Linked DNA regions of Homo sapiens: region 2 is linked to region 1. A link is a contact called in ENCODE Hi-C or POLR2A ChIA-PET data. All regions are on one chromosome and are shown on one strand. The core of a region is the stretch at or near the end of the contact, and the rest is flanking DNA. Distances in the headings are between cores, read along the strand shown. Region 1 holds the start of DANT2 (DXZ4 associated non-coding transcript 2, distal). Region 2 has its middle 41 kb from the start of DANT2.

Region 1 (6,769 bases), core at 2,474-4,973:
ACAGAAACACTTACTGCCAGGGGTTGGGGGAGGGGTGATGTGACAATTCAAGACTGTTTTTTTTCCTGCCTCTTCAGGGCCTCTTTCAGTGATATAAAGTTAAAACCAGGTCCTATGAGTACTCACCTAATTTTTGGTTCTTACGACAGTGTTTTTCTTGTATAGATAGTTGTTAAATTGGTGTCCTTGCAAGGGGTGGGGACAATAGGTGGAACCTTCTATTCTGCTATCTTGCTCTGCCTCCTCCTACACAACATTGATTCAAATATTTCCTCTTTTCCTTTCCTTTCCTTTCCTCTCTCTCTCTCTTTCTTTTTCTTTCTTTCTTTATTTTTTGAGACAGAGTTTTGCTCTTGTTGCCCAGCCTGGAATGCAATGGCATGATCTCAGCATCTCTGCTCACTGCAACCTCTGCCTCCTGGGTTCAAGTGATTCTCCTGCCTCAGCCTCCCGAGTAGCTGGGATTACAGACACCCACCACCACATCTGGCTAATTTTTGTATTTTTAGTAGACATGGGGATTTGCCATGTTGGCCAGGCTGATCTCGAACTCCTGACCTCAGGTGATCTGCACACCTTGGCCTCCCAAAGTGCTGGGATTACAGGCATGAGCCACTATGCCCAGTCTCCTATTTCTTCTTAAATCTATAACACCACCACCCTCCCTCTTTTCTTTGCTATTCCTTTGGTGAGAGACTGGTTTATTATTTGTCCTGTAGAATTATTCATTTTTTACATTTTACCGTATCCATCCTAATGCAAAACCTATTCCTTTATAAGCAGAATATCTTGTAGTAATATCTATGGATGTGGTTAGATTCAGGTACAATTTTTTTGGCAGGAACATTCATAGTTGATGCTTTGTACTCTGATTGCATGATATCAGCATTCACATAATATGTTTCTCATATATTTGATGGAAAATATCATATCAGTGAGTTACAGCATTCTCACCTTGATTCACCCATGATATAAAATTTCCCACAAATCTTGTACCTAAATTTTATTAAATCTAAGTGCTGGTTTACATTTTATTATTGACATACAATTCACATACCATGTAATTCACCATTTAAAAGTATACAAGTCATTGCTTTTTAGTACATTCACAAAATTGTGTATCCATTACAACAAATTTTAGAAAATTTTTCTAAAATGAAAGCTCCATTTCTATTAGCAGTCATTTCTTATTCAGCCTTCCCCAGCCCCTGGCAACTACTAATCCACTATGTCTCTGTATAGATTTGCCTATTCTGGCCATTTTATATAAATGGAATCATGCAATATGCATTTTTGTCTGGTTTCTTAATGTATTATAATAGTTTCCAGGTTAAATCCATGTGGTATCATGTATCTGTGCTTCATTCCATGTTATGGCTAAATAATAAGCCATGGTATGGATATAGCATATTTGTTTAAACACTCACCAGTTCATGGGCATTTAGGTTGTTTCTCCTTTGGGTTTTATGAATTATGCTGCCACAAATATTCATGCATAACTTTTGTTCAAATATCTTTTCAGTTATCTTGGATATATACTTAGGAGTGGAATTCCTGGACCACGTGGTAATTATACGTTTAACTTTTTGTGGAAGTGCCAAACTCCTTTCCATAATATCTACATCGTTTTACTTTCCCACCGGCAATGTATGACAGTTTCAATTTCTCTACATCTTCATCACACTTGTTATTTTCAATTTTGTTTTTATTCTACCCATCCTAGTAAGTGTGAAGTGTATCTCCTCGTGATTTTGCTTTGTATTTGCCTAAATGAATGATGTTGAGCATCCTTTATGGAGCTGCTTGCCCATTTGCATGAAGAGCGCAAAGGAGTTGCAGCCTAGCATGTTTGGATTCATCCTGTGACACTCCGGTTCACCTTGGCAAAGCTTTAGCCTCTGTGGACCTTGGTTTCCTGGCACAATGAGTGTTTATTGAATCTGTGTCGGTTCAGGTAATGCAGACAGAAAAAAGGCTGTGACTTGATTCTGTGTCAGGCAATGGCCATTCCTACATTAAATAAAGGAGGAGAAAAACAGGGAGGCATCCAGAGAGGTGCAGCTGAGATTCATAGCCCAATTCTTTCTCGGCTAATTCCACCTGGGAACCAGAGGGAAGCTCTTTCCACTTTCCATTTTCTACAACGTGGAATTGTGGCAGAGTCTTAACCCCTCCCTCAACTCTCCCCTAAGCCGGTGAAGGCATCTGTCTGACCAGAACAAAGTATTACCTATGCCCATTTATTCTCTTTCCCCTACCTCCTGGTAATTCCCACCCACCTCTGCCCAAACAGCAAGGGAATGAGTAAGAGAAGAGGTTTGGGAGTATCTGGCCAGCAGGTGGTCTTGGGGTGGGGTGGGGATGGGGGACTGAGAGAGTGAAGGTCAGTTGGTGGGGAGTGAAATGGAGGCAGAAAATTCTAAGGAGTTGGAGGCGGTAAAAGTGCAGTTGTACCCTCCTCAGGTTGGTGTAGAGGCCTTGGATTTCTTTTTAAAGTGTTTCTTTTAAGGTGGGTGTACTGGGGAGTGGACCTGGGCAGCGGTGACTTTGGTTCTCACTTGAAACACTTATTTGTAGGGAAAACATTCCTTAAAATTTTTCTTCAGAAAAATTTTTGTAAAAGTCCATCAGGTCCTAAAACATTGGGTTTGTGAAACAAAAAATAATAGTAAAAGTCCATCAAATACTATATTATGAATAGAAAATTAAATGGGTCCACAAAAATATCTTCGCAATCAATAGGTTGGCAACTGAATAGCGTGCATGCTTCCCATGGGTCTTGGGAGCTCACCAGACTATTATTTTAAAAGGATCTTTATTTGCATCTCTCCCTCCAACTTAAGAAATCAGGTGCTAGAAGGATGTACGCCCCAATTTAACAGTCCTCTGAGTGGTGTCATCACGGGTTATCTTCGTTTTTCTTTATGCACTACAGGTGTCTTCATTCTGCGAATATTATTTTGCAAGACAAAAGTGTTCCTTTTTTTTTTTTTTTCAAAAGAAAGAAGATATCAGGGCACTGGTCAGACAGGGGAAACCTTCGAGTCGCTGTCACTCTTTCGGACGTAGCATTTCATCACCCACCTAGGCAGCGTGTGCGCCAAACAGCAGCATCCCCTGGAATGGCCGCAGAAGCAGCACTGGGCCCCTAACAGTTCCAGACAAAAATCAGGGAGTGATAGGGCACCGGCAGTGTCTGGTCTTGGGAACCACACATTTCACTCCCCACCAACTGACCCCACACTCTCAGCCCCATGCCCCTACCCCAAGACTACCTGCTGGCCAGATACTCCCAGACCTTTTCTCTTACTCATTACCTCTCACCTGGGGAGGGAGCAATTGAGGCTTTTAGTAACCTCAGTCAATGTAATGATACAAACTTATCGGTTGAAAATATGCATATTTAAATTTCTTTTACGTCTAAATGTTTTGCGAATATTGAACTATAGATATTCCATTGTATTGTTCTGACTCAATCATCGTTTGCCCCCTAGCAACAAGTACCTTATTCTAAGGGAAAGAAATAGATTCTACCGAGCAACTGGCCAAGATGAAAGATTTCCCACCTGACTTTCCGTAGCCCACCTCTCCCGGCCCTTTAAGCACCTACGACTGGCTTAAGATGTCCCACTCCTCCCCTGGGCGGAGCCGACACCACACAACCCGGATTCCCAACACCTCCCCTTCCTCTGACCTTCAGCTTCCACCCCCTCTGGGGAACAGGAGACACAGAAGATGGAGGGAGGGATGGCAGCCTACCCTGTGGCAACGCGGGAGTCGCGTTGCCGCAGGGGGCGCATTGGGGTCCAGCCGTCCCCAGAACGCAGATCAGAGGTAGTCGGACCTTTCCCGCTGGCGCGCAGCCTCAGCTAGGTAGGTCTCCTTCCTTCGTCTTTCCTTTCTTTGCCTTTCCTTTCCCTGACGCTGGGGGAAGTAGGGCAGGGGTTCTGTGCCATAGGCGGCCTTTCTGGTGCAGAGGACCTTCCCCATCCTCCATCATGTGAGCAGCCAGAGCCGGGCGCTCGAACTTGCGCAATGGTGGCTGCCGCACCACCGGCTCGGGCGTCAGGCAGTTATCTGGGAGTCCCCGAGGGCCGAGTCGGGGCCATGTGGGCGGGTCGGGGTCTTGCGTTTTTGGAGCACTGAGTTTTTAACCCCTGCCTACGTTTTCAGTTCTGGCAAGTGTAGGGAGAGCCTCCTAGCAGAGTCCCTCTAGCCTTCCTCGTCGGTTGGCCTGGAAGCGTTTCTGTGTGGCCAAAGGGCGGGGCGAACAGGAGGAGAAGGGTGCGCACACGGATTCCTTCACCCACTCGAGTTCTCCCCACCTACGTGGCTGGAGGAGGGTGCGCGTGCTCTGTGGGTTTGGACTGAGTGGTGGTTAAACCTCATGGCCGCCGTGCGTGCTCACAAGTGCTGGGCTCCCTTGAATGTACCCCTAAAGAGGGTACATTTCCTCGGATGAAATTTTGGCCTAAAAGCAATACAGCTCCCTTTCTACGTACGCATTTAAAGACATGGAAAGAGACCCCCCCCCCCAGATTTTCAGGGGCTCGCTCACATTTTCATCTTTTTTCAGTTCTGTGAAATGGGAGGATCTGAAACGGCCATGATTATTAAGAAAAAGAAAGAATGAAGCTTCTTAAATAAGTATCAAAAATTACAAAAGATAGTGGTAATAATACAAAATATAAGCTCAACAAATTATATGTAGACAAAAAAAGTCCAAAAGGAAAGAAGACACAATTGTCACAGTTATACTGGTTATTTCTAGATGAAGATGTTAAGAGTGTTTGTGTGTTCGCTCTTGTTGTGCTTTGTGTTTCTTGTTATTGATACTAAGGCAAAAGTTTGGCCTTATTTCCAAAATTAGAAAAACTGACCAAAGTTCTATGGAGATTTGATTGCATGAGAGGTCATTTCGCATAGTGAATTGCACTGTGTTTTAAGTGGGATTATAACCATTTTAACGGTAAAGAAAACAAAGCAATTGCACCAGAACATGTGGTTTTACATTCCTTGTGAGATGGCATTTGGCTATCTGCATGTGTAGGACAAATTCTAGCAAGAAAATAGTGTGATTACTTGAGAACACTTGAGAGGAGCCAGAACCAAGATGGGTCAGGAAATAGTAGGTAGTACAGGTTCCTCAGAGGGGGACAGGTCATGGTTGGAAATTGATAATATGTGAAAAATTATACAACAGTGTAGTTTTTGTTTTGATTTCCCTTCTTATGAGTCGCTAAAAGATATTTTTGTATATTTTAAGATCCTTGTATGTCTTTTTCTGTGGACTCTTAAAGTCTATTTCTGTTGGGGTAAGGGGAATTGAACAGGCACTGTTACACATTCTGAGACCTGGCTCTACAGGAAAGGATGCTCAGGGGACCCTTGGCATTCAGTGAGGCATGTGTGTGTGTGTGTGTGCGCGCGCGCGCACACACACACACACACACAGTAGAATCACCGTGCTAGAGCCACACACACACAAACACAGTAGAAACACAATGCTAGAGCCAGACACACACACACACACACAGTAGAAACACAGTGCTAGAGCCAGACACACAGACGGAACACAATTCTAGAGCCAGAGACAGGCAGACAGACACACACACACCGCGCGCGCGCACACACACACACACACACACACACGGAACACAATGCTAGAGCCAGAGCTGCCAGGTCGTGGTCGCTGACTGTGAAGGCAGACACCAGGCTGTCTAGTGGGGTCCTTGCAAGAGCTCGAGTCTGCCATTTTCTAGGCTCATGGGAGATGTAGGAACTGTGGCAGTTCAGCTGCATAACACATCAGCATCTGGAAAACCTCACGCAGGCAGTCTTTGGCCCTTTCTGAGCCATGACTCTGTGTGCCTGGATTCCTGATTTATGCAGCTCAGCACTAGGCAGAGTGTGCAGGGATTTCTTCTTGGCCACCAGGATGATAGGCACATTCAATCAAAAGTGTTTGGGAGGTATCCCTGCAGGTTGGTTATTTTGTGTCTCCATTTTCATTGATTTCAATTTTTTTAAGTGTTTATTTATTGGCAACTGAAATTTTTTGAAATTTTTTCCATAAGTTATTGGGGTCACAGGTAGTATTTGGTTACATAGTAAGTTCTTTAGTGGTGATTTGTGAGATTTTTGGTACACCCATCACCCAAGCAGTATACCACTGCACCATATTTGTAGTCTTTTATTCCTCGCCTCCCTCCCACTCTTCTGCACAAGTCCCCAAAGTCCACTGTATCATTCTTATGCCTTTGTGTCCTCATATCAGTGAAAACATGATGTTTGGTTTTCCATTTCTGAGTTACATCATTTGGAATAATAGTCTCCAATCTCATCCAGGTCACTGCAAATGCTATTAATTAATTCCTTCTTATGGCTGCATAGTATTCCATCAAATATAACACAGTTTCTTTATCCACTTGTTGATTGATGGGCATTTGGGTTGGTTCCACGAATTTGCAATTGTGAACTGTGCTGCTATAAACATGTGTGTGCAAGTATCATTTTTGAATAATGACTTCTTTTCCTCTGGGTAGATACCCAGTAGTGGGATGGCTGGATCAAATGGTAATTCTACTTTTAGTTCTTTAAGAAATCTCCACACTGTTTTCCGTAGTGGCTGTACTAGTTTACATTCCCACCAGCAGTGTAGAAATGTTCCCTGTTCACTGCATCCATGTCAACATCTACTGTTTTTTTATTTTTTTATTATGGCCATTCTTGAAGGAGTAAGATGGTATTGCATTGTGGTTTTGATTTG
Region 2 (6,769 bases), core at 2,263-4,762, 41 kb before region 1:
CTGTAGTCCAGGAATAGTCAGGGAAGCAGATAATTTGGTTAAAATGTCTCAACCTAAATGGAAACTGGGCACATGGGGATAACTAAAAAGGAGTGCATAAAAGAATTTTGTCCAAGTTGGCACCAAAGTTGGGGAGTTATAAGAGGTTTTGAGGCCTGGTCATCAATATCCACAACAGTTATGGGGGCAATGGAAACAGGCCTTGAAAAGAAGGTAATGTGGAGTGGGTAGCCCCTGTATCTATTAAAAAGGGGATGGACTTACCCTCCACTGTGAGAGTTACCCGAAGCTCAGCATCTGTGACGGTCCAGGGGTTTTCCAAGGCAATTGGGCAGTGTCAGTCTTCAGTCACTAAGCCAAGCAGATCTGGGAAGGAGTCAGTCAGAGATCCTTGGGCCAGAGCTTTAGGGGTTCTGGGAGTGGTTGCCGGGTGATCTGGGCAGTCTGATTTCCAGTGGGTCCCTGCACAGATGGGACATGGCTTGGGAGGAATCCCAGGCTGCGAGCATTCCTTGGCCCAGTGGCCAGATTTCTGGCACTTACAGCAAGATCCTGAGGGATGAGGTCCTATAGGAATGCCTGACCACTGTGGCTTAGGTGTTTTGAAGTTCTTGTGTGCTGGAGGTGCAGCTGGGTTGTGTCTCACAGCAGAGGCAAGTAATTGTAACTCAGAAATGTGTTGCCACTTGGCTGCTTCGTCTCTATTACTGTACGCCTTGAAGGCGAGGCTGGTTAATTCCTGTTGTGGGGTGGATTCCAATTTTTGAAGCTTTTTTCTAATGTCAGAAGCTGACTGGGTGATAAAATGCATATCGAGAATAAGATGGCCTTCAGGCCCTTCAGGGTCTAAGGCTGTAAAGCATCTCAAGGTTGCTGCCAAACGAGCCATGAACTGGGCTGGGTTTTCATCTTTACCTTGGGTAGTTTCTTTAATTTTGTCATAATTAACAGCTTTGTATGCTGCCCTTTTAAGCCCTTCAACTAGGCAGGAAATCATGTAATCTCATCTAGCTATACCTGGGGAACCTGCCTGATACTCCCATCGGGGATCCTCTTGGGGAACTGCCCTGATGCCTTCTTGAAGGTCCGGCTCATGATGTCGGCAGGTGTCAGCGTGGGACTGGGCTAGAGAAAAAACTCTTTCTCATTCATCTGGGGAGAGGGTAGAAGTTAGTATCACATTTAAGTCACTCCAGGTTAAATTGTAGGACTGAGTTAAATATTGGAATTCCTGTATATATTTTGTGGTGTCTGATGAGAAGGAGCCTAAGCATTGATTAACTTGGGAAAGGTCTGATAGAGAAAATGGTACACGCACTCTGACAATGCCTTCAGCCCCAGCCACCTCTCAAAGAGGAAATTTTGGGGCAGGCGGGGGAGTATTTGCCACAGAATGAAATTGTAAGCCAGACTGGGTGTGGGGAGGGGAGGTGACAGAAGGGTTATAAGGTGGAGAAGTGGAGGCTGAGGAAGAATTGGGACTTGATTCAGCCTGCCAAGGAGTGGCCTGAGGAAGGGGAGAGAGGTCAGGGGGGTCCGCAAAAAAAGGAGAATTCAAAAGACTCAGTGGCACTTGGGGTTGGGACTGAAGGGACAGGCAGGAGGGAAAGAAGGAAGATTTGGGATGAGTTGCATTGGGAACAGAAATTAGGGAGGGGACAAAGTGTAAAACATGCCTGGACATAGGGCACCTCAGACCATTTGCCCATTTTATGAAAAAAATTATCTAGATATTGTAGGATGGAAAAATCAACAGTGCCATTTTCTGGCCATTTACAGCCATTATCAAGTTTGTATTGGAGCCAAGCGGTGTTGCAGAAGAAAATAAGATGCTAGGTTTTAGGTCAGGTGAGGGTTGAAGAGGTTTTAAGTTTTTAAGAACACAGGTTAAGGGGGAAGAAGGAGGAATGGAGGGCAGAAGGTTGCCCATAGTAAAAAAAAGGGAAATTTAGAGAAAAGAGGAGTAAAAAGGGGGGGGTAGTACTTGCCACCAAGGTGGAGGATCAAGGCAGGTGTCCCCATGGTGATCGAACACCTCTGGAATGCGGGTGAATAATCAGGCAGGTGTCCCCGCGGTGATTAGACACCAAGGGAAGACTGTCTTCCTGAGTCCATGACCAGTGCCACCAGCATTTTGGATCCATGGAAAAAACACGTTTCTGCTATCTCTACCAGAAAGGAAAAGGAAATGAAAGGAATGGAGGGATTGAAGGGTGGTGCTGAAATTGAAAGAAGAAAGAGGTTGAGAGATAGTGAGAGAGGTTGGAGAACAGAATAAAAAAAGACTGCTTACCCAATTTAAAATTGGTGAGGTGTTTCTTGGGCTGGTCTGAGAACCTGACGTCATAGGTGGATTTTCTCACAGAGCAAAGAGCAGGAAGACAGGGGATTGATCTCCCGAGGGAGGTCCCCTGATCCAAGTCACGGCACCAAATGTAGCAGGAGGACAGGGGATTGATCTCCCAAGGGAGGTCCCCCGATCTGAGTCATGGCACCAAATGTCAAGCACATCTATGTGAAGAGACCAACAGACAGGCTTTGTGTGGGCAATAACACTGTTTATTCACTTGGGTGCAAGTGGGCTGAGTCCGAAAAGAGAGTCAGTGAAGGGAGATGGGGAAGGGGTTGCTTTACAGGAGTTGGGTAGGTAATGGAAAATTACAGTAAAAGGTGGTTATCTATTGTTAGCAGAGGAGGGGGTCACAAGGTACATGGTGGGGAGATCATAAGACTCATTGTCCAAAAGAAGAATGTTGCAAAGTTGATTGATCAGCTAAGGTAGGGCAGGGACAAGTCACAATGGTAAAATGTAATTTTGGTTAATCAGTTAAGGCAGGAACTGACTGATTTACTTCTTTGTGGTTTTTTGGCTGCTCCAGACTTCTTGGCCCCTGCAGGCCACCTGGATGTGTATGTGCAGGTCACAGAAGTTATAATGGCTGAGCTTCAGCTCAGAGGGCTGACACCTGTACTTCAGTTAAAGAGTTTAGTTTCAGAGTTTTGACCACATAATGTCTAATAAGGAAAACTGTGAAGAAGCACAGTTAAACAGAAGTCATGGATTTTTCAGCTTCTATTGTTTCAGGTGCCACAGAAAATCAGCAGATCCATGACACACCACAGGCAGTAAGGCAGTTTGTGTTAGGCAGGCAGCTGGAGACAGACAACAGGACCCAGAGCCAGAGACAGGAATAGGTAGACAGCAGCTCACCAGAAGAGCCAGAGGCATTTTAGAAGCAAGTGTGAGCATGATGGGGAGAAACAGGGCATCATGACAAAATAGGCAAATTGGAAGCCTTGCAGGGTCAACCAAATGGTCTGTTTTTCAGAAACCTAAAAGAGGAAAGGGTGGGTAGACGCTGGAGAGTGAGGGGATAGTGGTAGAGACTGAAAACCAAAAGCAGAACAGGAACAAATTAAAAACGGAGAATGCAGTTGCATTGCGTCAGAATCAAGTGGACTTTGGCAGCTAAGGCAGCTCGCTGCTCCAGCTTCAGCTGTTCTTCCCCTCCTGCCACGTGAATCGGGCCTGGGGGCTTACAGCATTGGCCATGGAAACAGCTGGCTAAGTGCAGAGTTTTGAGAGGTCGGGGCGGGGCTGAAAACAGTTCCTGCAAAGAGAGTATGTTTTGCTTCTAAAGGAAATGAGAAATGTGTTAAAGGAGGTATTTGAATATGAATGAGTTATTTGAGTATTTAAATACCCAAAAGAAAAGTCTCTCAATAGCAAAAATGCCTAAGCATAAAAAGATTTAACAGAAATCAAGTACACACTTCAGCAAATGAGTTAATAAACCATATAGCTAAACATGCATGATATTTTCAATTTTTGCCTCAGTCTAGAAGCCTCCCAATCATCTCCCACTCTTTTTAAAAGGCAGAGAGCTGTTTAACAACCCTTCAGTGTTCCAGGCAGCAAACAGGCTCTCAACTATTAATGGCAAAGCTGCCAGAAGCCAGACATACCTGGGAACAGATGAAAGGTTTTGTTTGTTCACCTTCAACATTAAACTAGTTCCCACTCAGGACCTCTGAGCACATTACTGGAAATTTTTAAGACACAGTTACTGGTGTGAAGAGGTTTCTGAAAACATACAAAGCACACATTCAACAAGAAAGCCCACCTGAAAATCCTGCGAGGGCAAAACTGAATTGAAACATTACAGCATGCCTGTTCTTTTTCAAAGACCAACGAAAGTTCAAAGATTCAGAAACTTTCTTGAAAATTATAGAAACATTATGGCAAATAAGGTTTCACCTTGTGTGCCAAATACAACTGATTTTTACTTGCCTCTGGAAGCTCTGCATATCTGATCAAATTAGTGATGTCTGCCATAGCCTAGAGAAGAAAGAGTGAAGATACCATTGTATAAGTCTTTCCTGCTTTGTGTCTCAGGCCATTTGGGCATACTACTTTTTATCCTAGAGGTTGCAAACTGGCACCTCATGAACTGCATTCACACTTAAGAGATGCTTTGTTTGGTCATCACAGTATTTTTTAAAATTAATTACCAATATTTCACAATGAAAAATTTCACATTTTTAAAAGGCATTTGCCATTTATCTTCAAAATGTAGATTTCTAGCAATTTTAGGCTCATCTTTCCAAATAGTAACTGTCTTCTGAAGCTTAGTGGTGGTTGCCTCCTTTAGGTGGGGTATCTTCTCTTAAATTTGGCTTCTTTCCCTCACCTGTAGGCCTCTGTAGGATTTGCATTTGTGAACCCCTGCTCTATTCCTCCTTGTTACTGTTACCCAAACAGTACATTGTTACTGTTACTTCCTGCTCCTCTACATTAATAAGGACATTAATAAGGAGGTTCACTGTTTTTCTACATCAATTCTGTCATTAACCAGAATGACTTTAACTCCTTGGCCTCACAGTTGCTGGATATGCTCAGCTTCAATAATGTCTCACCACCATTTTGGCAACCCACTCTTCAGCAACAAAAATGTTCTGTCTTCAAAATTGTAAATTCCACTATCCTAGTTTTATGTTTTTGTTTTGTTTTTTCATATTAATACAGCTGTCTCTACCTTTATTGACAATAAATCTACTATTACTTCTCAACACAGTGTTTAGTCTCTTTTCCTTTTCCATACTTTCTGAATTTATCAGTGCTTTTCGGGGTCTACTTTGTTCTTATGGCTCATTATGTGCTTTCTCCCTTGAAATGATTTTTATTTATTTTGTTCCTTTGTCCTTCCTTCACACCTGCTCACCAAACCTCATCCCTGGATCAATCCAATCATTCAGCTTCTCCAGGGTGATGGACACTGCTGGTGAAGATTACACTACAAATTCATCAACTCTAGTTTCACTGAGCCTGACGTCCATAAATATCACCCTCTCCTATTCCTCCAGTGGTTACTTCAAAGAATTATCACTTTCTTCAAACAATATAATGCACCTTTTCTTGCCTCACTTTCAGAGGCAACGTTCCTTTCTAATCTATGAAAAACATCAAGGCCATCAGATGAGAGAAGTTCCTCAGCTTGCTCCTTCACCACTAACAAACTTACTTAAATTTCCATGCGTTCTTGCTTAATCTTTTGGTGGGACAAATGTCCCTCCTCCATACAAGACTAAGTCTTCCCACCTAAGCACACTTGATATTGCCCAGCCCATCCTCCTAACCCTGAGCCTTGAATTTGTTTCATTACCCGTATCCCATCTCTTATATCTCCAATATTTTTCTGTGCTTACTTACTCTGTCCTCTCAAAATATGAACATGCTCAAGTCTCTTCCATAGAAAATCAATCTTCCCTCAACCTCAGGTACTGGCTACAATCTTATTTACTGCCACTCTCACTGACAAATTTCTTGAAGAGCAGTCTACACTCCCCCTGTCCACTTCCCTGCATTCCAGTGACTCCTCTATCTATTGATTAGTAACTTATATCATTACCTCTTTATTGAAACTTTTTATAAGGTTATGACCTCCACATTTCTAAATTTAGCAAGCATTGTTTACCCTTATCTTATTTGATAGCTGTAACATTTGCCCAATGTTAAATGTTTCCTACGCCTCCAAACTCTCTTCCCTAGCCACCCTGATTTATATCCTATCCTTATGGCTGTGTCTTTTTTTGACACAAGGGTCTCAGCATGTTTCTCAGGCTGGTCTTGAATGCCTGGACTCAAGCAATCCTCCCACCTCAGCCTCCTATGCAGCTGGGATTACAAGCACATGCCACAACACCTGGCTATGGCTGTGTCTTTTAAGCCACTTTTGAAAACATTGCTTTTAAGCTGCTTTTCAAAACATTGCTTTTGCCTACCAACTAAATGTTATTATTACCCAGGACTCCAAACTCAGCTCTATGCTCTTCTCATATTATACACTCTTCCTTGTGATCCCATGCACTTACATAAAACTTCAACTACAGACAGTCCTCGACTTACAATGGTTCAACTTAGGATTTTTCAACTTTACAATGGTGCCAAAGTGATACACATGCAGTTGAAACCATACTTTGAGTACCCATACAACCATTCTGTTTTTCACTTCCAGTACAATATTCAATACATTACATGAGATACTCAACACTTCATTAGAAAATAGGCTTTATGTTAGATGATTTTGCCCAACTGTAGGCTAATCTAAGTGTTCTGAGCACATTTCAAGTAGGCTAAGCTAAGCTATGATATTTGGTAGGTTAGAAGTATTAAATGTGTTTTTGACTTATGATATTTTCAACTTATGATGCATTGATTTAGATATAGCCCCATCATAAGTCAGGGAGCATCTGCATTACCTATAAACTG

Evidence for each region. A loop is a pair of places that touch in the nucleus more often than their neighbours do. ChIA-PET counts read pairs that join two places held with the same protein, here RNA polymerase II (POLR2A). Pooled maps may share reads with other maps.
Region 2: a loop to region 1 is called in a map with no recorded cell type, with 11 times the contacts of the local background. The contact joins the enhancer-like site here to the promoter of DANT2 in region 1. A Hi-C loop is called at or near these places in 21 of 37 single-sample maps with no recorded cell type and 4 of 50 pooled maps. POLR2A ChIA-PET finds 5 or more read pairs at or near these places in 2 of 52 experiments (GM12878 and Panc1).

What each region holds. Positions count from the first base shown.
Region 1 is chrX:115,966,065-115,972,833 of GRCh38, reverse strand. It overlaps DANT2 (DXZ4 associated non-coding transcript 2, distal), which reads left to right and starts at 3,723. Exons shown (of 2, transcript NR_132337.1): 1 at 3,723-3,873. RefSeq lists enhancers at 5,057-5,633, 5,634-6,211.
Region 2 is chrX:116,006,719-116,013,487 of GRCh38, reverse strand. No RefSeq gene overlaps it. Among named protein-coding and RNA genes, the nearest start is that of DANT2, 41 kb to the right of the region's middle. RefSeq lists an enhancer at 3,164-3,253. Within about 2 kb of position 3,512, at least 6 of the 41 ENCODE cell types and tissues checked have a DNase peak (open chromatin) inside an H3K27ac peak, as active enhancers do.